4 separate regions of the Mus musculus genome follow, and all the other regions are linked to region 1. A link is a loop called in an ENCODE intact Hi-C map of the cell type or tissue named here. Cell type or tissue: left cerebral cortex. All regions are shown on one strand. Region 1 overlaps Gm2164 (predicted gene 2164). Region 2 has its middle 62 kb from the start of Gm40242. Region 3 has its middle 74 kb from the start of Gm40242. Region 4 has its middle 43 kb from the start of Gm52719.

What was found. Peaks named below come from ENCODE experiments on the same cell type or tissue, not always from the same donor. Only the 100,000 strongest peaks of a DNase experiment are listed, where the experiment ranks them.
Region 2: a loop joins it to region 1, with 8 times the contacts of the local background. A loop is called at or near these places in 3 of 42 quality-filtered maps.
Region 3: a loop joins it to region 1, with 10 times the contacts of the local background. A loop is called at or near these places in 3 of 42 quality-filtered maps.
Region 4: a loop joins it to region 1, with 8 times the contacts of the local background. A loop is called at or near these places in 4 of 42 quality-filtered maps.

The regions. Positions count from the first base shown.
Region 1 is chr4:124,572,729-124,577,728 of GRCm38, forward strand. The region is part of intron 1 of Gm2164 (predicted gene 2164); the gene reads right to left. It overlaps 4933407E24Rik (RIKEN cDNA 4933407E24 gene), which reads left to right. Exons shown (of 3, transcript NR_045819.1): 3 at 1,338-2,810. Among named protein-coding and RNA genes, the nearest start is that of 4933407E24Rik, 6.0 kb to the left of the region's middle. In left cerebral cortex, no CTCF peak of the experiment used is centred here; DNase peaks (open chromatin) are centred at 1,064, 2,818 and 3,201; H3K4me3 peaks cover 749 bases; H3K27ac peaks cover 1,314 bases.
Region 2 is chr4:124,207,786-124,212,785 of GRCm38, forward strand. No RefSeq gene overlaps it. Among named protein-coding and RNA genes, the nearest start is that of Gm40242, 62 kb to the right of the region's middle. In left cerebral cortex, no CTCF peak of the experiment used is centred here; a DNase peak (open chromatin) is centred at 2,530.
Region 3 is chr4:124,196,031-124,201,030 of GRCm38, forward strand. No RefSeq gene overlaps it. Among named protein-coding and RNA genes, the nearest start is that of Gm40242, 74 kb to the right of the region's middle. In left cerebral cortex, no CTCF peak of the experiment used is centred here; DNase peaks (open chromatin) are centred at 2,570 and 2,972.
Region 4 is chr4:124,393,989-124,398,988 of GRCm38, forward strand. No RefSeq gene overlaps it. Among named protein-coding and RNA genes, the nearest start is that of Gm52719, 43 kb to the left of the region's middle. In left cerebral cortex, a CTCF peak has its summit at 3,054; DNase peaks (open chromatin) are centred at 3,122, 4,559 and 4,851; H3K27ac peaks cover 395 bases.

The DNA of each region.
Region 1 (5,000 bases):
AGAGGAGAGGAAAGAAAAGAAAAGAAAAGAAAAGAAAAGAAAAGAAAAGAAAAGAAAAGAAAATTCTGGTTTTGTTCATCCTCGCAATGTAAGTGCCGGGCTCTGGGTACACAGAACAGAATCGTTCAGTTGGAGCCCTAAGGGGGAAGCGCCTGACCAGCAGGAGGGGGACACTCACTAGCATGAGAGTCATGATACAGGCTAGTAGGCCTGACTGCACAATTGCCCAGGGAACACAGTCGGTCCTGGGTCCTGATCAGGAAAGCTCTCCACAAGTTCCTGAAGTGCACCTAGGAGCTTGTTACAAAGAGGAGGAAAAGGAACAGGGGGTGGTAAACTCCAAGGCCCCTGAGGTAAGGAGATGCATGGCAGATTTGCCATCTTGCTCGAGTCTTCATGGGATTGTTGGCTAATTCAGAATAGACTATTGGGGGCCATTCGTGAGTCACAGAAGAAAAGTCGTCCGAGCCAAGGGTCTAGGCAGTGGTGGTGACATCAGACAGGGTCACATTGGAAGTAGAAAGCCAAGGAGAGGAGAGGACAGGCTCTCGCCCAGCACTGACTAGTTCTGAAGACTAACCTAGTTCTGCTAATGGGTTTCCAAAGAGCAGAAGGATGCCTTTTCTGACTATTCCCCAATTCTGTCTTCTCCTGTCAATCTCCCCATCTCCATCCCTGCCCAGGGCAGGGGCAATACTAGGTCCTGATATCCATACCCTCCCATCTGGAAACAAACAATTCTGAAAACTGGAGTGAAGCCATGCCACCTGACCAGGAAGCCCACTCAGAAGCAACACACAAGGTCTCAGAAGTCCTTCTGACTCCTCTCCTCTCAGTGGGAACCTGAGGACATACAGAGAGGGCCAAGGCTTGCCCACAGCATCGGGATCAATTTCCCTCCATCCTGACCTTGGTGGAGAGGCATCCCGAGTTCCACCCCAGGCCATTAGAGAGCGGTGAAGGTGGAGACATGAGGAGTTCCAGCCCCCACTCCTTGCTCTGGACTCTTCCAACAGCACTGGCAAGAGCAGCCAGTGCTGTCAGCCCGGCCAGAGCTGTCTGAATCAAGGGCAGCTGAGAGGGGCTGGATTCACACCAACTCTGCAAGTCTGCAAGGAGGGTTTATGGTTCTTGATTACACCCAGCAGGGAGGCCTTCTTACTGATGAGAGAGAAATATTCAACAACCTGTCTTTGCAATGTGCTGATCTGTGGGGTGGGGGTGGGGGGGTGGGGGGAGACCAGAATGACTTATGATTCATGAGTGAGGAGAAGAGGATTTTTCAGTCCAGGGCTCCCCTAAACCTTCTGACACTTTCTTTCTCTTTATTTATTTAGCTATTAATTTGCACTGGTGTGCGATGCTGTCCCAGGCAAAATTCTCCCTGAGGTCTCTTGCAAGCAGCGAATATGACCAGAAGGACACAGGCTGAGAAGAGGGGATGGCCCTTCTGGCCCTGGCTCGGCACTGGCTCAGAGAGAGACAGGACCATTGCCTCTCCCCAGTCTCCAGCCCTTGTCACTTCACCTGGCCCACAGTCAACCCCAGGAAATGAGCAAGCGAATGGAGGGCTGGATGGAGGACTATTATCACCTCTCCAAGGGACCTCTGGGTCGTGTCCCTGCCACCCAGCTGTATCTAAGCACTGGTATCACGGCAGCGCCACTGGTCCTTTTTGGATGAATGCAGTCTATGTAATAGATCGCACACACAGAGAGCACACCTCCCTCTGTCTGCTACCACTGAAGCACTCAACGATCAGATCACACCGTGTGTGATGCCCTCCCCTCCCCCGTGGGGTGCCGAGGGAGAGCAGAGTTGGTTTTGAGATGACCTTTTCCGTCTTCCCTTAGTAGTCTATGAGAATTTTAAGGCCAGAGGATGGTCATGGAGAGTGTGCAGAGAGCGAAGGGGAGGCCTGTCTTTCCACAAGAACTCTGAGCTCTTCCCTCCCCAAACATCAGAAAGAGATGGAAGAGGCTGCTTCTAACACCCACACCTTTCACATCTCTGTTCAATGGCCCCAGTGTTCTCCTATAGCCCAGCAGTGGCCTCTGCCCTTACTGCCTCAGTCTCCCAACTTGGGGGCAGAGATCAACCCAGAAGGTAAAGAAGACACAACATCTTTACATGGCCAGCAGTACTCCAGTCTCCAAGATGTGTCCTGGCCTCCTGTCCCATTAGGAGGACAATGAGGGGTGGGGAGGGATGGTGAGCTTGCTATTCAAGCAGCGGCCCATCCCACCCTTCAACCTCACCAGAGATGATGCAAGATCTTCAAAGCCGGGAAGCTGGTGTCTGCCAGGGGACGAGGACACTGGGTATCTTGCAAACCCAGAGGCAGGCTAGGTCAGCAACTGCTTACCTCTCCAGTGGAACCAGGGGTCAGCAGGGAGCCACCTACCCTGTTTGCCTGACCCTCGGGCTGCTGACAACCCTGTCAGGACGCTGCACTTGCCCCTGGCTCTGCACAGAAAAGGGTCGGGGGAGGGGGCACCGAGGGGTGGGGGGCGCCACAGGGACCATACCCGCACCGCGAAACTTTACGCTGTAAAGTTAATCCACTGAAGCGTAGCCCAAAATAAGCGCACTGCCTAATGTGCCGGGAACTGCCGGTCGCAAGGCCAGACTGCAAGCGGATGTCTGCGCATCTCCGCCCGCCCGCCCGCCCGGAGCCTGCATTTAGCGCCAGCGAGGGAGTCTGGGCTGGAGCGCTGCTTTCACACCGACTCGAGCCGCGAGTTTATGGATCTTGATTGCACCCAGCAGGGAATCCTTTTTAGTGATGAGAGAAAAAATATTCAACAACCTGTCTTTGCATTGGGTGTGTTGGACACACTTCCCTGCTTCGGAATCAGACATATGCGGGTTGTGGGAGTAGAGCTGCTGTCAGCAGGCCAGAACGCGCCTCTCCTCCCCTCCTCTCTCTTCTCCTCCCGCATCCCCGGGCAGGGGGCGGGGAGCGAGGGGCTGGTGCGGCCGGTCCCCGGCCACGCGCGGAGAGGACCCGCGGCGCCCCGGCGAAGCACCCACCCGGGTCCTTCTCCTGCGCGGCGCCCGGGCCGCGCTTCCCCGCTCGGGCCTGCGGTGCGGCGGCTGGGCTGGCCTCCGGGGAGCCGGCGCCCGCGTGGGGCTCGCTGACAGCGCGCCCAGTAGAATATTGTATTAGTTGGTTGTGAGCTGTGTTCTCGTCAGGGTATCTGAGTTTCACAGAACAGACGGGGTGAGAGTTTTTGTGCTATATCCAGATTGGCTTAAAATAATGTCGGTTTTGTAGCTTATTAAACCACAGAAACTACACCAAAGTCAGACACGCTGCTGTCAGAAAACTCAGAGTCGGGGTTGGGGTAAGAGGAAACTCAGGCCAGGGGTCTGACCCCTGACCTTCCAGAAAGGCTTTAGAACTCTTTCTCCTCCCTCCAACCCAGGGCAGGCCTGAGCATGGGCACTGCCCACACTTCTCCAGACGTCCTGCTGGGACGCTGCAGGGTGAGGAGGCAAGGCTGGAATGTGGTGAAAGCCCAGAGGCAGCTCGATGCTGGGGTCTGCCCTGGCAGAACAAGGGCTGAGGTGGCATTTCCTGGCCAAAGGGGAAGGCTGAGGAATGTAGCTCCCATCTGGGAAAGCCCCTGTCTCAGCGGGAGTGATAGGCTCTTTCCAGTCTTGTCCTGGAACTGCAGGGGAGAGGCAGGGCCTTAGGGATTGGGAAGAGAAGGTCATGGTATACAGAAGGGTTATCAACCCAGAAAGACCTCCTTTCTAACAATTCTAAGTCCAAAGGAACGGCTGTGTCACCTCCTTGGGGGCAGGTGGCTCCAAAAACAAGTAAAGAAACATGCCAGAGCCACCCCTGTCCCCTGCAGGGATCATCATTGCTGGCCATTTACACCTTACAGGACGTGTGTGCTGCAGTGAGCCCTGTCAGCAGACACTAAGGTCCAGCATGTGGAGTGATTTTCCTGGAGAACACACAGCTAACAAAGTGGCAATGTGGGGACTTGAACTCTCATTGCAGAATAGAACTTCTGTGGTATTTGAACATAAAGAATAAAGACGCCCCTGGCTGAATTTTTCCTAGCCAGCCTGGTGACATAAAAGCCTGTCACCCTACCAAGTAAGACACTAAGGCAGGAGAACTGCCATGATTTGAGGCTAGCCTGAGCTACATAGTGAGTTTTGGTCTGCCTAGGTTACAGAGTAAAAGCTGATCTCAAAACTACAAAAGGTGAGAGGGGTTGAGGTTTGTTTGCCCTACAGATAGGAGGACCTGAATGTGATCCCTAGAACCCGCCTGAACCCCAGACTCAGTGGTCTGCCCTTGTAATCCCAGCACTGGAGGGGAGGGGGGTGGAGATGGAGAGAGACAGACACTGATGTGGACAGCCAGTCTAGTCTACAGCAAACTTCAAGTCAGTGAGAGACCCTGTCTCCAAAGAGAAGAGGGAGGAGGAAGAGGAAGAGGAAGAGGAGGAGGAAAGGGAAAAGGAGGAAGGAAAAGAAAGAAAGAGAAAAATGTAGGTGACACCTAACTACACTCAAGGTTGTCATCTGGCCTCCACGTATATTCTATGCGCATGTATGTGCACACACGTGCACTTGCACATTCACACATACACAAAAAGAAAGAAGCCTAAAACAGTGAAACTATCAAAGGAAAACAAATCTCACCTTCGTGTCAATATATCTGTTGTCTGCCTAGACAGCCATGCCCTGGGTACCACGGCTATGGGCATCTGCTATCGACCCACTTACCTGAACATCCAGAAGTTATCCTTTGGGGTTCCTTCCCCTCTGCCCACCATGAATACCAGGGCTTGTGCCTCTGGGACTGCCTCCCCACTTCAGCCACCAAACCCGGCCATGCCATGTCACTTGTATCACCTTCTGCATCTTTCTGCTCGATGCCCTGCCTCACACTGGCCTTCCTACTCCAGTCCATAGGCAGCCAGAGGACCATCCAGGGAGACCTTGCTACTCTTTTTTTTTTTTTTTTTTTTTTT
Region 2 (5,000 bases), 360 kb before region 1:
CCCCCGGCTCTCATCATCATGCTTCATGCTGTATGACAAGTCACTGGAACTCTTGAAACTCGTTAAGCCTCAGATACAGGACACACTCATTCTTCACCACTAAGATTCATCTTGTCATTAACCAGGTTGGAATCCGTCAACTGTTAGTTCTTCATGAGTTCTTCCCAGAGGCAGAGTCTGGACAGGGAGAGGGATGACCAACCCTTTCCACACCATCTCAGAGTACTGTCCTTATGGCTAACTCTTCTTGATGATATAACAGAATCCTTGACCAACATTGGGTATCTTTTGTTTCTTCCTTCCTTTCTCCCTCCTTCCCTTCTTCCTTCCTTCCTTTGTATGTATGTATGTATGTATGTATGTATGTATGTATGTATGTATGTATGTATGTATGTATATAAGTACACTGTTGCTGTCTTCAAACACACCAGAGGAGGGCATCAAATCCCATTACAGATGGTTGTGAGCCATCATGTGGTTGCTGGGATTTGAACTCAGGACCTTTGGAAAAGCAGTCGGTGCTCTTAACCACTGAGCCATCTCACCAGCCCCTAAATGTAGACAAAGACTCATACATGTAAATAATTTTAAAAAGATTTATTTATTTTATTTACATGAGTACACTGTTGCTGTCTTCAAACACACCAGAGGAGGGCATCAGATCCCATTACAGATGGTTGTGAGCCACCATGTGGTTGCTGGGATTTGAACTCAGGACCTCTGAAAGAGCAGTCAATACTCTTAACCTCTGAGCCATCTCCCCAATCCTGGGTATTTTTCATAATCTTTGTTAAACTTGTTTTCTGAGGCAGGGTCTTTCACTGGACCTAGAGCTCACTGATTCTGCTGCCAGCAAGTCCCAGGGATTCTCCTGCCTCCACCTCCCCAGTGCTGGGATTATAGGTGCACAGTACTACACGGGTGCTGGGGACCTGAGCATCGGTCCTTATGTCTGTGTAGTCAGAACCATAAGGACTGAGCCATTTCCTTAAAAACTCTCCTGCTCCCAGTTAGATGCTCTCTTTCATTCCATTGAGTTCTCAGATTCCTTGGCATCCCTGAGGGCAGGACATGTTCCGGCCTGCTTCTCCCTCCTCCATGTATAGCACTGGGTCTGGCACACAGTAGGCATACTGCAAAGAGACGATGAAAGCCAGTTGGCTCCTTAGCTGTCTTGTAACAACAGAGTTTCTTTGCCTCCACAGTCCTGCCTTTTCCTCAAAGTGTTAGATGGTAAGACCATCAGGAGCAAGTCCGAGATCCACCCACCCACCCACGCCTGGACTCTCCTGGTGCTATAACAGTGCAGAGTCCTTAGCAAGCACACAGTACATTTCTGTAGCTCAGAACTCACCACGGAGGGAAGTGTTGGGTCATCTTAAGCCAGTGAGAAGGATCGGCGTTGACTAGTGTTTGAGTCTTCTCTGCAGTGTCTTGGTTGGAGTCCTACCCAATAAAGAGGTACACATAGTCTTCTGACATTTTTGTTAAAAACAAAGGGAGACAAGAGAGTTTTCCCCCTTTTCCCGAAGATGGCAAATGAGGCCTGGCATGAAACATAGATTCACAAGGTTTTTTGTGTGCAAACAATATATCCATTATAGAAGAGTTTTATATTCCCTCATCTGACACGCAAGGGTGGCGCTTTGTATAAACCACATTGTTTGAGCAGAAAATTGTATTCTACAGATTTCATTTTGATAAGAGAATCCTGGCTTTGTCACCCAGCAACATTTTAAGAAGTCACATAAAGAGGCAATGCCTTGAAATTGTATTTTCCTAGTGAGCTAACTCTGGTAGGAATCACCACTTCCCACAGTTCCCTGTTACATTCTGAATAGTCTTGGTTTGATTGGAAATGTGTGCTGGCCAAGGCCATAGTCTTTTGTGGCAGCTACCCTGGGTGTGTGTCACTCATGTCAATGACACCAAGACCATCATTGTTATTGTCATCATTGTCGTCATCGTCATCATCATCATCATTGATGTTCACCTTTGTTGAGGGTAGTCTGTGCCTTCTGGGTAGTATCTTTGGAAATTCCACTTGTTTCGTTCTAGAGACCCAGAATCACATAGCCCAGCCTGGCCTCAAACTCCTCATAAATCCAGCCTGACTGTGCATGTCTGACCCTCCTGCCTCCACATCCTGACTGTAGGGATCACAAGCATGCACATCCATGTCTAGGTTATGCTGTGGTGGAGACTGAACCCAGGGCCTTCTGAATGCTGCCTCTTCAGTGCCCTGTCAACTGAGTCACATCTTCAGGACGGATATCCCTGGCTCATCAAAAAAGTGGTGCGGTGGACAGAAACCTGTCTTTCCACTTCCATAGGCTTCTCCTGACAGCAAGGGGGAAATTCTAGACAGTCTCTCTTTGATATGGAAGGAGTCATAGAGCCTGGAAGTTCATGTGCCAGAGGAGACATGATTCACAGTCACCGTACTGTGTGGGAAGGACGAACTGGGACGCAAACTGCCAGCACGCTCCAGGGTTTGCCTCTCGGTAATGCGAGCTTTGCAGTCTGGCCAGGAGTGAGCTTTTTACCATAAACATTCAGGGCATGCTGCTTATGTTTTAAAAGTGACGTGTTTTAATTTCCAGCCAAAAATACTATATGTTTGGATTGCAGTTTCTCAAGTTGCTAAAAAATTATTCAGAGGAGATGAAAACCTGCCATGCGGTAGAGGAAGCAGCCTGATGTTTAATGCAAAGGCGAGACCGAATCTCTCCGAACGAGGCATGGTCTCCTCTTTAAACCCGCCTGTGAACATGAATGCGGCAGAGCTGAGACATTTGGGGTCTGCCACGAACTGGTGTCATCTATGGTCAACTTGGATGCCCTTGGAAACATCAGGGAAAATTCATTTAAATGCATCCTCTTTTTTCCCATTTATTATGGATAGAGAAGACAAAATAAACCCATGAAGCTGCAGGAGCAAGGAGCTTTCAAATTTTAATGTCTTGTGATGGTAAAGGTTGCTTCCCACCTATATATGAGGAGTCAGAAAGAGGCTGTGCTCTGTGCCCCTGTGTGCTCTGATGGGGATGGGGGTGGGGGTGGGGGTGGGAGTAGCACCCACCACCTTGAACACTGTCAGTCACCACACAACAGGGAGCTTGGGAGCACTGCAGTGACGGCTAAACACCAAACAGTTAAATGTTCTGGTCCAGAAGCAATACGTGTCATCTCTGTTGACAACTCATTGACCAGAGCTGGCTGCCTTGAGACACACCATCTCTGTGCAATGCGGTCTGTGCCTGGAAGGAGAACCTGAGAGTAGCAAACAGCATCCAGGCCTCCACGCTGGCTATCGAGTATTGAGTGCACATGAAACGGCAGAAAGGAAAGAAAGAGCCCATACTCATATCTCAGCGGGAGAGAAAGCTTGACTCCTAACTTAATTTTAATTCATTCTGAACAAGATGCAAGATCTTTCCTTTTATTTTTCTCTCTTCTCTCTCTGTCCTTTAATATCTAAGAAATTGTCTGTAAAATCTCTTTGTACTTGAAAAGCAACTAAGCCATTAAGGTTAAGATGGATTCTTTAGTCTGGGTAGGTGTAGATGTAAGGGTGTGTGTGTGTGTGTGTGTGTGTGTGTGTGTGCATCTGTGTTCTAAGTTTTCTCTTGGTTTGTTCCAAACTTACTCATGGAAGGGAAGGAAATGGGTGGAATTAATGCTCCAAAAATCCAGCTTTGGGAAATGACGGATGAAACGAGGAAAGATTAGTGTTCCAGGTCCCAGTCCTCTGTCCTCTTACTTTTCTGGGATTAAAACAAAGCTAGCTGGCTTCCAGGGCTTGGTGTAAAATTCCGTGTCTTGTTCATGCCTGGATTCCTCCTGTTAGCCACAATCCCTGGTCTAGGATAAGTCCCGTAGTCAGTGTTTACAAGATAGGTAGAGCCCATATAGTTGGCCCAGGAAGCTGGGCTAGGGTAGCAGGCAGGGGACGTGAGAAATGTTGACCACAGAACCTCAGAGGTTTGTGAAGAACAGAGACAACAATCTTAGTTGTCTGGAACCAGGTCACTTGCCTTCCCAGCAGGCCCTGGGGCTAATCTGCTCATGCTGGCTTGAACGGGAGTCCTGGTCTACTAGATGAGAACCACTAGAACAACATGCCCTTTACCAAACAAAAACCAACACCCACCTCGATAGAGGCTTGCTCTGGTCTCCTCAGCAGAGGTGTATTGCGCTGGGAGCACAGCTTCCTCCCCCAATGGGCTCTGTCTAATTGAGCCACCTCAATGCCAAGATTCATCAGGCCTAGAACTCAGGACTGCTCTGAGCAAGACCTGATTTCCAAAGAAATCTAAGAAACTTCAGGGTGTCTGTGTTTGGGTAACTGTACCCAATACACGGTTTGAGCCCAGATGACATACATGTACAAACATTGCATGTCGACATGATTTTCTACCCTCAGTGAAAAAATCTAAGCATTTGTCCTCATCCTCCTTGAGAATAGTGTAAAGTGGTAGGGTTTGTTACAAAGGGTCTGGCATTTGACTATCTTGATTTAGTTATAATCTGTAGACACATACATACATACATACATACATACATATATACATATGTGTAACTGTACACATACATACACACACAGACACACAGATACACACACACTTCTCCAGCCTATAGTCCCATGGACCTTTAAATGTAATATCATTAGGCTTAATTAACATATCCTTTATTGCCTCTGGCATTTGCCTTTTATTTTAGGACCCCCCCACACACACTCTCTTGATCACCCCCACAGCTCGAGTTATCTCTAGAAACCTCATGAATTCAGCAACTTCAGCCACTTGAGCATAGGCATCCTCTCATCTCTTTCTTCTCTGCTCTCAGCTGCAAAGGGGCTGCTGCTGGCGCCCTTTTAGCCTAGGCTAGCCTGGCACAGAGCTGGTGCGTTGTCAGGGATAGCCAGAGATTAGTGAGGTACACTCAACAGTGTGTGGGTACCGAAAGACCCACTGCAAAGGTGGGCGTAGTGATCCATG
Region 3 (5,000 bases), 380 kb before region 1:
GGTGGCTGATGCACAGACAGTGGCTGGAAAGACAGCAAGCAAAGCCTTCCTGGCTTCCTGTGATGAGAACTTTCCCAACTTCAGTGAGCTGGTGGGATTGGGAAGCAGGACGGGGCTTGGGGTGAATCTCACACACAGTAGGGTAGAGATGTGCTCTTGAGGCGGAGAACCCAGAGTCTCTCCTTGTAGGGGAGAGTGGAGGGTGGGGGTAGAAATTAGTGAGGGGGAGGCCAGGCTAATGTCTCGGGAAAGTCAGAGCAGTGGTTCTCAAGAGTGGGTGGGGCTAAGGATGGGTGCATCTGTACGTGCAAGAATTCTCTGACAAAGGTGTAGGTATGCAGATATTTGTCTAAGGAGAGGCACGATCACATCCTTCGTATTTCTAGGGTAGCAAGACATCAGACAAGTGTAATTAAAGGTCAGGGTACTAAGATCCCCGCTCCTTTCTAACCATGTGGCTTTGGATGAGTTACCAGTGTCCTTACATCTTATTGTTTTTCATCTGCAAAGGGGGACTAGTAATAAAGGATTGTAGATGACACAGGGCGGCAGAGTGTCTTGTGTATAGTAGACCCACACATTGGCTATTCTTAAACACACTGGTATAAAGATCATATTATTCTCTTGAAGATAAGGGAGCAGAGGGAAGTGTCTTTAGCATGTTCTTGGCACAGCAGCGTATAAGGGGCAGGTGGGCCCTTGGGGGTGGAACTGGAGCTGGGGTGCAGAGTCACAGGCTGGCTGGAAGGCAGGCCCGGGAGCCACTTGCCCTGCACCCTCCACCTGGCAGTTTGTATGCAGCGGGTGTTGTGAGAGTGTGTCCCCAAGAGGGGAGGGCTGCTCCATAAGACTGATTTGTTACTGCGGAACCTCATTAATCAAATCTTACCGGAGAGAGCCTCCTGCAGCTGCTGGCAGGTCAGCGTCGGGGAGATAAGTGATGTAGCCAGACCCAGCGAGGGGGAGAGATGAGGCGGTCATAAGTCTTGACGCTGGCAGGCTCTGAGGCAGGAGCTCTCAGCCTGGCGTCCTCAGAGCCTGGGGCAAATCTCCATCGGCGGGGCAACCTTCTTCCTCCCTAGGGATGCTCTGGAGAAATGGGAGCTGGGATAGGATGCAACTAAGAGGAGAACCCCAGAGAAACACTGGTGTTCCATAGATTAGCAAATGAGTAAAGATAACCCGATACTTAGGAGGTCTCTGGCCTCAGGGTCTCCCGCAGACACCCACAGGGTTTCCCAGCCACACCCTTGGTTGGTCCTGTGAACAATCCCATTGCCCAAGCAGTGGTTCCTCTTTGCTTCTGCTCAATGGGACAAATTACCTTGATGCTTTGAACCAGAGGATTTCCCGAGATAAATGCAGCATTAAGCATCCTGTGCGGCCTTCTTTCGTCCTCATGAGGAATTCTGGGATGTAGATACCATAGCATCTTACAGACCCAGAAACTGGGCTCGGCATCTAGGGGTGTGGCGGTCCAGGAATGGGCTCTTCATGGTTTTTCTGGTTTGGGGTGTTGGGGCAAGAGGCTATGCCAGAAGTCCTGAATGCAACTTAGGGCCTCTGTCTTGCTTGAAGCATTCCCCTTAGTTTAGTGATAACTTGGTTGTTTCCTTGAGCCAAAGGACCTGTTTCCGCTCTTTACCCAGGGCCAGTTCTTCCTGTTGTACCACAGGAGGAAGAAGCAGGAAACTGAGCAAGGGCTTGGTACCCGACTCCTAGGCTCCAACTGACCAGCTAGATGACTTTGAGTCTTCATTTCTCTGAACTCCTATTTGTTATAAAAGAGGGAGAGAGAGAGAGGAGGAAGGAAGGAAGAAGGAAGGAAGGAAGGAAGGAAGGAAGGAAGGAAGGAAGGAAGGAAGGAAGGAAGGGAGAGAGAGAGAGAGAGAGAGAGAGAGAGAGAGAGAGAGAGAGAGAGAGAGAGAGAGAGAAAGAAGTTGGATAGTGCTAGGCACATAGGAAGCCCTGGCTCTTCTCTGTAGGGACCCAGAGAAGAGTTTATCTACCTGGTCACTCCCAGTAGGAGCCTTGTGGTTCCACCTCTGCCTTTGGTGACCTGGGTCTCCTGCCTGCTGGCATTCTCTCCTCAGCAGACCTTGTTTTTTCAATATTCACTCTCTGTCCATCCTGGGCTTCTCTTCTCTGGCTCTTCGTGTTCCCGAGATCACAGGTCTTGATCAAATCTTGCAAAGCGATGGACGGAGCCCTTCGTTTCATCTATGAAACCCACAAAAGCCGAAACGATACTTTGAGAGATGGGCGGCTGGAGAGTCAGCTCTGAGGTCAAGAGTACTCACTGCTTTACAGATCAGGAGACGCACAGCTATCTGCAGCTCCAGTTCCAGATCTGACAGGCTTTGGCCTCCACAGCCACCCTTGCACACACGGTATGCAATGACTCGTGCACTTAAAACAAAAATAAATAAATAAAAATGTAGAACAAGAGGAGGAAAGGCTCCTTAGTGAGTCAGATAATATGGGCAGACAATACCTAGTATACTCCAGTCCCGCCCCCACGCACGCACGTACGCACACACACACATGTACTCGCTGTGCTTAGCAGCACGTTGCTTGTCTTAGAAACCTTAGCTCGTGGCGTCTTCGCAGCGTCATTATATTCCAGGTCCTTATTACAGGCCTGCTTTACAGTATTGGAAGCTTGTAGAGGTCATGTGACTTTCCCAAGGACACCCAGATATTGAGTGGCAGGACTGGGCTTCCCACCTGGTGACTGGCTCTGCCCTTAGCCCCAGGGGAGACACCCCAGCACAGACTAGGAGACCTGCTTTAGGAATTCAGAAAACATCACCCCCTTTCCTCCCACACAACATCGAAAAGGCCCCACTTTGCAGGGCTGGCTGGGCCCAAGTTCAGGAGTTATTAACTTCTTCGTACTTCTCTCTTTGCCTCGTTCTGGGGTAAAACTGCATTTGGTTTTTAAAATTCCCTTTTTATTTAGTCGCTGTGAATGTTAGGAACTGCCAGTACTGGGAGCTGAGATCCCATCCATATGCCAGGTTTTAAATAGCAGACGAGAAACAAGTTGACACAGGGAGACCAAACTCATCCCAAACATACAGCTACTGCGCCGCTCAGACACGAACCCCGTGCCCCCGCCCCGCCCCGCCTGCTCGCTCGCTCGCCCTGTCTTCCCACTTCAAATGCTGGCCCAAGTCATCTCTCTTGTTTCAGAAACAGCACAATCTCCATCTGCTGCTTTGCATGTGTGAAGCCGTGAGCGGTGGCCCCGGCTCCCAAAGGTGTTTGTTTGGACTGGTGGTTTGCCTCAGGCTGTGGGAGTGACCATCCACCACTGACCGTCCCTTCAGTCCCTTCCACCTCATGAAGTCACAGGTCCTCCATGGCTACAGCGACTTAGCTTCATGCACTGAAAACACACTGGGGTGGACATTGTGTTTGCCAAAAGAGGCTCCTTGACCTTGGGTAGGAACTAAAGATGTTGCTCTCATCCTGGATATCTGTTTTTGCCTATGCAAAGTCATTGTAGCAGATGGAGCAGAGCACAATGGTCGAGGCCCTGGACCTAGCCTGAGCTGTCTGGCCTAAGGACCTATGAACAAGCCCTATCTGAACCTCAGTTTCTTTTCCTGTAAAATGGGGTTTCTCAGTAATGCCTGCTTTGTAGAGTGCATTGTCTTGAGGGTTAAGAACCCAATATTGCACTAAACACTGGGGCTAGCATTTGGTAAGTGGCAATGAATACCAGTTGGGGTCACCACAGCCTGGGACTGCCTGCCTCCAGAAATCCCGGGGTGGAGTCCTGTGTCTATGCATGTAGGTCACCAGCCCCGACTTTGGTACTTGCTTCGAGCCCTCATTACTGGAGTAGACCTATTCCACTGGGAACTCAGCACACCTTTCCATCTTCAACCACCCCGTTTTTTTCTTTAGCCTGAGCCCACAGGGCCTGTCTGGGCTACAGGGAGGGGGGCAGGGTTGATCTATGGGTTGGATAACCTGCCTGGGGAAAGGGAGGGGGCCTCTGACCCAGGGGTAAATCACGGACTTCCCCCAGGGCCCGTCAGTTTCCCAGGAAAGGAGCCCGGGGCATTTGTTATCTCAATGTTTCCCCTGAGGGGCTGACCACATGATTCATTTCACTCACACTAATTGGATGTAAATTAGATGAGAAATCAGTAATTTGTCCATAGATTTGTCATTCCGGTGGTGGCTTCCCAGCTTTCCAGGCAGAGGGAGGCCCTGGCCGCACAGGCGCCCCCCAGCTGTATGGAAGGAAGAAGACGCCTTCCTTGGGGGTGAGGGGTGAGGAATGGGGGAAAGATGGGGTAGCCTTCCCGAAGCGAGCCCTAGCTTTGCACTGCTTTAAAAGGATAGAGAGGAGGAGGAGCAGGGAGAGAGGAAGAAAGCAGGAGCAATGATGTGGGGGGAGAGAGAGAATCTGCTGGGGTGGGGGGACCTTTCAGGTAAGGTTGTTTAGTGTCAATAGGAGAAAGGATTACTGCCACCTCCTCCAGCAACAATATGCTAATCAACCCCCTGGGCCCACTCCGGGGCTGGGAAGCTGGGCAGCTAGCTGCCTCAGTCTGTCTCTGGAGCCTGATGGCTTCTGATTTAATGAGGGGGAGGGCATAGAACAGGCCCTGGCTCTTGGGAGTGGAATCAGACCATGCCACACAGGTCAGGGAAGCGTACAAGGGGTGGATCTGTCTGGACGACCGGCATGCAGAAGAATAGCAGCATCCTGGGCCCCCCAACACCCCCCTCAGCATTGCTCTAGGGTGGGCAGGAGCAGCAGAGCATGCTCCATTTATTAGAGAGACAGGCAGAGTCCCCTGAGAAAGGACAGAAATGCAAATATTTTTAAAGGAAATTTGAGGGCCGCAACCAGGGTATAAAGGAAACAGTGAGAGAGCAGGGGAGAAATGGGGGTCATTGTCCAAAGATGCCTTTGAAGGACTTGATACTAAGTTTGCACACACACACTTGGGAGGTGGGGGGTGTGCTAGGGTTCCCAC
Region 4 (5,000 bases), 180 kb before region 1:
AGGTGAGAAGAGCACACTGGCTAAGAGGACGCAGATAGATGCTGATGCTGAAGAAGAGGAGAGGAGAGAGAGGCACAATGGGAGGGAGGAAGGAGGGTGGGGAGGGAAGGGAAGGAAGGAGGGAGGGCTGAGTAGAGAGCCTGGGCGTCACAGGAAGCGTGGATCACTAAAGGATGCAAGGGTCTCCTGAGAGAACAAACGCACACACCCACTTCCTTAGGAGAGGCCATGTTGGAGGCTGCATGGGGTACTGCACCCGTCTAAGATGCTGAGGCTCTGAAAACCCTTTAAGGGTTTGGAGAGCCACCATCCCGAGGGTCCTAGGAGCACCAAGGCACATTCTGGGTGCAAGCAGCTAAAATGCAAAGACTTGCTTTCTTTCACCTCTCCAGTCAGAGGAAGGGGTGAGGCCAGTGGGCTAGCTGTGTCTGCCTGGGATTAGGTCTAGCGATGGTGACACAGAACAACGAGTTCTGTCAAAAGTCATGATGCTGGTGTTAGCGTATGGTGCCATTCACTGCGGCTATCAAAGAGGGCGCTGCCGTGGTGGAGGATGAACAGGTGGACATGAGACTGTTGGGGAAAGTACAGGTCCCACGCAAAGGGGTCAACAGCTGCCCAGCCCTTTCCAGTAGGGCCGGGCTGGCCACAGAGCCCACTATTGCCAGAGTTGAGGTTATCTAGAAGCAGCCGGAAAGACACTTTTTTATATATGTAAAAATCTCTACTACTTTTATGCAGATCACAAATTCAAATTGAGGCAGAAGTCAGAGGGAACTCACCAACGACCAGTTTATAACCTTGCCTCTCAAGTCATATCCTTTTGAGATAAGGATTTTTTTTTTCATCTAACAGTGTCAAAGGGGAAGCCTTTGGGCAGAAGGCTGGGAAACTATCCTCTGGAGATGGGAGTTTCATGGCTGAAATGAAGCAGGTGAACTCCAGGGCTGCCCAAAGCACAGGTATCCAGGGCTAGGCTAGCTGAATGCAGAGGGTGGCAAGCTGTGACTTCTCTGGATTCTATGGCTACAGCTGGGGTGGAGAAGGCAGCAGGCAGAAGAGTAGATCAAATACACAAAGAAGCCACCCTTAACTGTGGGTGACCCCCCCTCCCCAGGGCACCTTAGTTTCCCTGGAGAGAGAAAAGGTCCAATTTGGTAAGGCCTATGAAACCTGGACACTGCCACAAATTCCCAAGTGAGCCTGGACCTGAATCCAGGCTGCCCTGGCTCCCTGTGAGCCCACTGCACTGTGAAGACGTGGGACTAAACACACCTCTTGGTACACAGTCCCTCTACAGTTCTCTACTGCTGGCACAGCCTAGGAGAAGCAGCCTCCCTAGAGATGGCCCATGGGGCCGCTGGAAAAGCACACTTGCCTCCCACCCCCCCCACCCCCCGCCACACGCTAAGCAATCATTTCTGGAATAACTTCAGATTCAAGCAGCTTTTGTAAACTGCCCCGTTTAAATTAAAACAAATCAATATGCTTTCTAAAATTTAGTCTCAGCTAAACAGCTGTGACAGTTCATAGCAACCTGAACTTACAGTGAACCCACCCTACGTATAAATAAAGCCTTTGATGTCTTCATTAGTTTCTCTCATGCCATTTTTCCACAGTCTATCAGGCTAAGTGCTTTGCAACTTATATATATTTTTGCAGGAGGAGTATTTAACCTTCTGATTAGTCACCGCAAGCAGCACAATGACAGAAACCCTGATTTTGCACACAATGAATTTATTGATAGATTTAGCCCATTAGCTGTATTTACCTGTCAGTTCTATGGACACTAATGAGTTGTTTTTCAAGGACTAATGAGAACTGTAATGGCTAATGGATGTTTACAGCTTCACCGCGCCGCGCCATGTGATGCCGTGAACACCCGCTCCTGTCCCTCCGAGTCTTTAATTGGCACCATCAGAGGACTCTTTAATTACATTTGAGCAGACAATGAAGATCCTGCCCAAATCAGTGGGAGGAAGTGGCAGGATTCCACAGGAGACCGGACACTCAAGATGGGCACCAGCCTGACCCGCCAGCCAGCTCTCTGACTTCCCCGGGACACACTTGAGTGGCAGGAGGTGCTGAAACAATGTCCAAGTCAGATGTGTACCTCCCAATCTGCCTGCCAACTCGTCCTCCAGGCTCTGTAGAGCAAGACTGATGGTCATTGTCCAGACATGGGACACAGACTACACGTGGAGACCACTCCAGGCATTGGAAAAGGGATCAACTTTGGGCCCCTGGGCTTTGTTAAACTTTTTGATCCTCAAGGTCATGTCTTCCTATGTGTTAGGTACAAAAATAGAGCTGTCGTTAATGTCAGTGTCAGCCAGAAGTTGGCATTAGCAAGAGAGTTGGCTCATGATGAACTTACAAAGAAGTTGAGCTGTGCGATACTTTCTCAGTCACTCATGGGTCTGTCCACTCATTCAGCATTTAGTGAGGATCCACTGAGGACAGAAAGAATCCCTCAGACGCTAGAAGTACGGTAGTAGGGAAAGACAACTTATAGGTATAGTTTTAAATCGTGCTATATTGTTTGAAAAAAATGAAAGCACGCGCTTTTCAACTGCCTAAAAGTCAGCTGAACAAATCCTGTTTTGATGCCAAGGCTTCATCCTTGCTGACCTATTAAGTGGTTCTGATCAGAATCTATATGACAGAGGCTGAGGAACACCTCAGTAGGTCTCTCTTCAGTAGAACTCTCTTCAGTAGGTCAAGCAGCCATTGATCGATCAGCTCCGCTGATCAATTGATCTTCCCTGGGAGGGGCTGGTGAAAAGGAGGAGGAGCCTGTGAACAGTGTGGTCATGGGTGTGGTTATGTGGATGGCAATCCTGAAGAAATGCAAACTGGTAGGATGGCAATGGGGAATTGGAGTGTTACTGAGAGAGGACATCTGCTTGTCAACCCAATGGAATTACACAAAGATCGCTGGGCACAGGACACAGCGGCCAACTGGTTGAAACCCAATCTCCCTGTGAGTGAATCTGCTATCAGCCTTGACCTTCCTCGGTACCTCACCCAGCGCCGGGAGGAAAGTCTGCCCTCTCTTGGTGCTTCCTATGAGCTGTGAACATATTCAATCCAGTGAGGATGCTGCTAGTGAAATGAGAACAGCAGTTTCCATAGAGAAGTGGGGGGCGGGAGCCAGATTGCACAAGGATTAAGGAAGGAGTGGGCGGTGAGGAAACGGCAGCGGTGACAAGTGAGTGATGGAGACGGATAGAGCAGTCACTCAAGGGGGTCAGGGGGCCCGAACACATCCAGAAGTTTCTAGAAAGATGTCAGCCAAAAGGGAAAGATGGGAAATGAAAGAAAAGGAGGTGACTGATGGAGTACTGTCCCAGCGGGATCAGGGGTGCAGTGAGAAGAGAATTACAGAGGAAGAGGGTTGGGCCTCAGAACAAGAGAGAGATTCTGCCCTGGCGTTTGTGGCTCGGAACTGGAGGACAGTAAGGCTCTGCCACTCCTTATTTTGTTCTCTGAGAAGACCAAGAGATAACACTTGTCTCCGGTGCCTGGAGGAGAGCAGAGAAGGTCAGAGCAGTCCCACTTGGACTGTCAGAGACGTCACTCAGAACAAAAGGATTTGTGATGTTCCTGGCTGGGGCCTCACAGTAACCACTCAGTCAACACAGTTGGCAGAGCTGTCTGCTCTGCCCAAGAAGAAATAGCCAAGTGAGTTTCCCAGAATCCAAGATGAGCAGGGAGCTGCGGGTCTAGGGCTGAAGCTGCTTAGGGGTTATAAGACATGGACCATGCATGGGGCTTCAAGTTGTCAATCTAGAGATGGGTGAAGGGCTACAAGGAAGCGGGGACAAGACACTGTTGATGAACGCAAGGCCTTTGGGAGGAATGGAACAGAAAGGCTGTTGGGATTTCAAGATCAACTCAGCTCAAGAGCTAACAGCACTGCCCTGCCCCAGAGTTGAGTCTTCCCTTGCCTCATTCCCAAAGGCCATCTTCACCTAAGAGAGCAGATTTTTCTCTTCTCTGTGGCAAACAGGGGTCAGCCTTAATTATGCTACCCCACCAAGCCTCACATCTGCTGCTCTTCAGGTGATCTTAGCCAGAGACCAAAAAAAAAAAACAAAAAAAAAAAACCAAAAACAAAAACAAAAAAACCAGCACAGCTGGTGCTCATTTCTCAAGCCTCTGGCATCTTGGGTAGTGAGATCCTTAGTACCTCAAGGGTCTGGAACACAGTGCAACACCCTGGATCCCACCAACCAGAGGGAAGATCCAAGCTCTCCCAGTATGGGGAGCAAAAACTCGACGGACAGTTGGCCCAGAAATGAACGATGCTACCTTTAGAGGGGAATATTTCCAGACACGTCGATGTGGTCAGACTGACTGACAATTGAAAAATCTTCATCAAGAGGAAAAGAAGGCAGGAACGGGGAAGACAGAAAGGAGCTGAGCCTTTTTTTTTTCCTCCAAGCTATGTACAGCTCCACTCTGGGTACTTTGAGAACGGAAGGTTCACTCATTTACATTTCAAACCAACGGTGAGTGGTGGTGTTATCCCTGCCACAGAGGGAAAAGGAGGGAGAAACCCAAGGCCGTGGGCGGCTGCTCAAGCATTTGCAGAGGTGGCTGCAGCAGAGCCGGGCTTTAAATCCTGCCTTTCTTCCCCGGCAGGCAGGTATCCCTCCCACAGCATGCCCTGCCTCACAGAGCTTCTGCCTCCCCCGACACCTTTCTACAGCCAAGCCAAGCCCCCTGCACCTTGTTGCTCTGTTGAAGACCCGCCAGAGCCTGAAGAGAGATAGCAGGGCAGTCACATTGCAAAAGGTAAAAATTTAAATTAAAAGAAAAAAATAGAGGGCCAAATTTGGAATTCTAAGACACAGTGAAATTCGTTTCTGGCTCACAATCCTGCCAGCCACGTGAGTTGCAGATACCACTTCCTGTCGTAAGGCTGTTTCCTCCTCTGCAAACAAGAATTCCCTCCCAATGGAAATACATACTATTAAGAGCAAGTGACAAAGTAT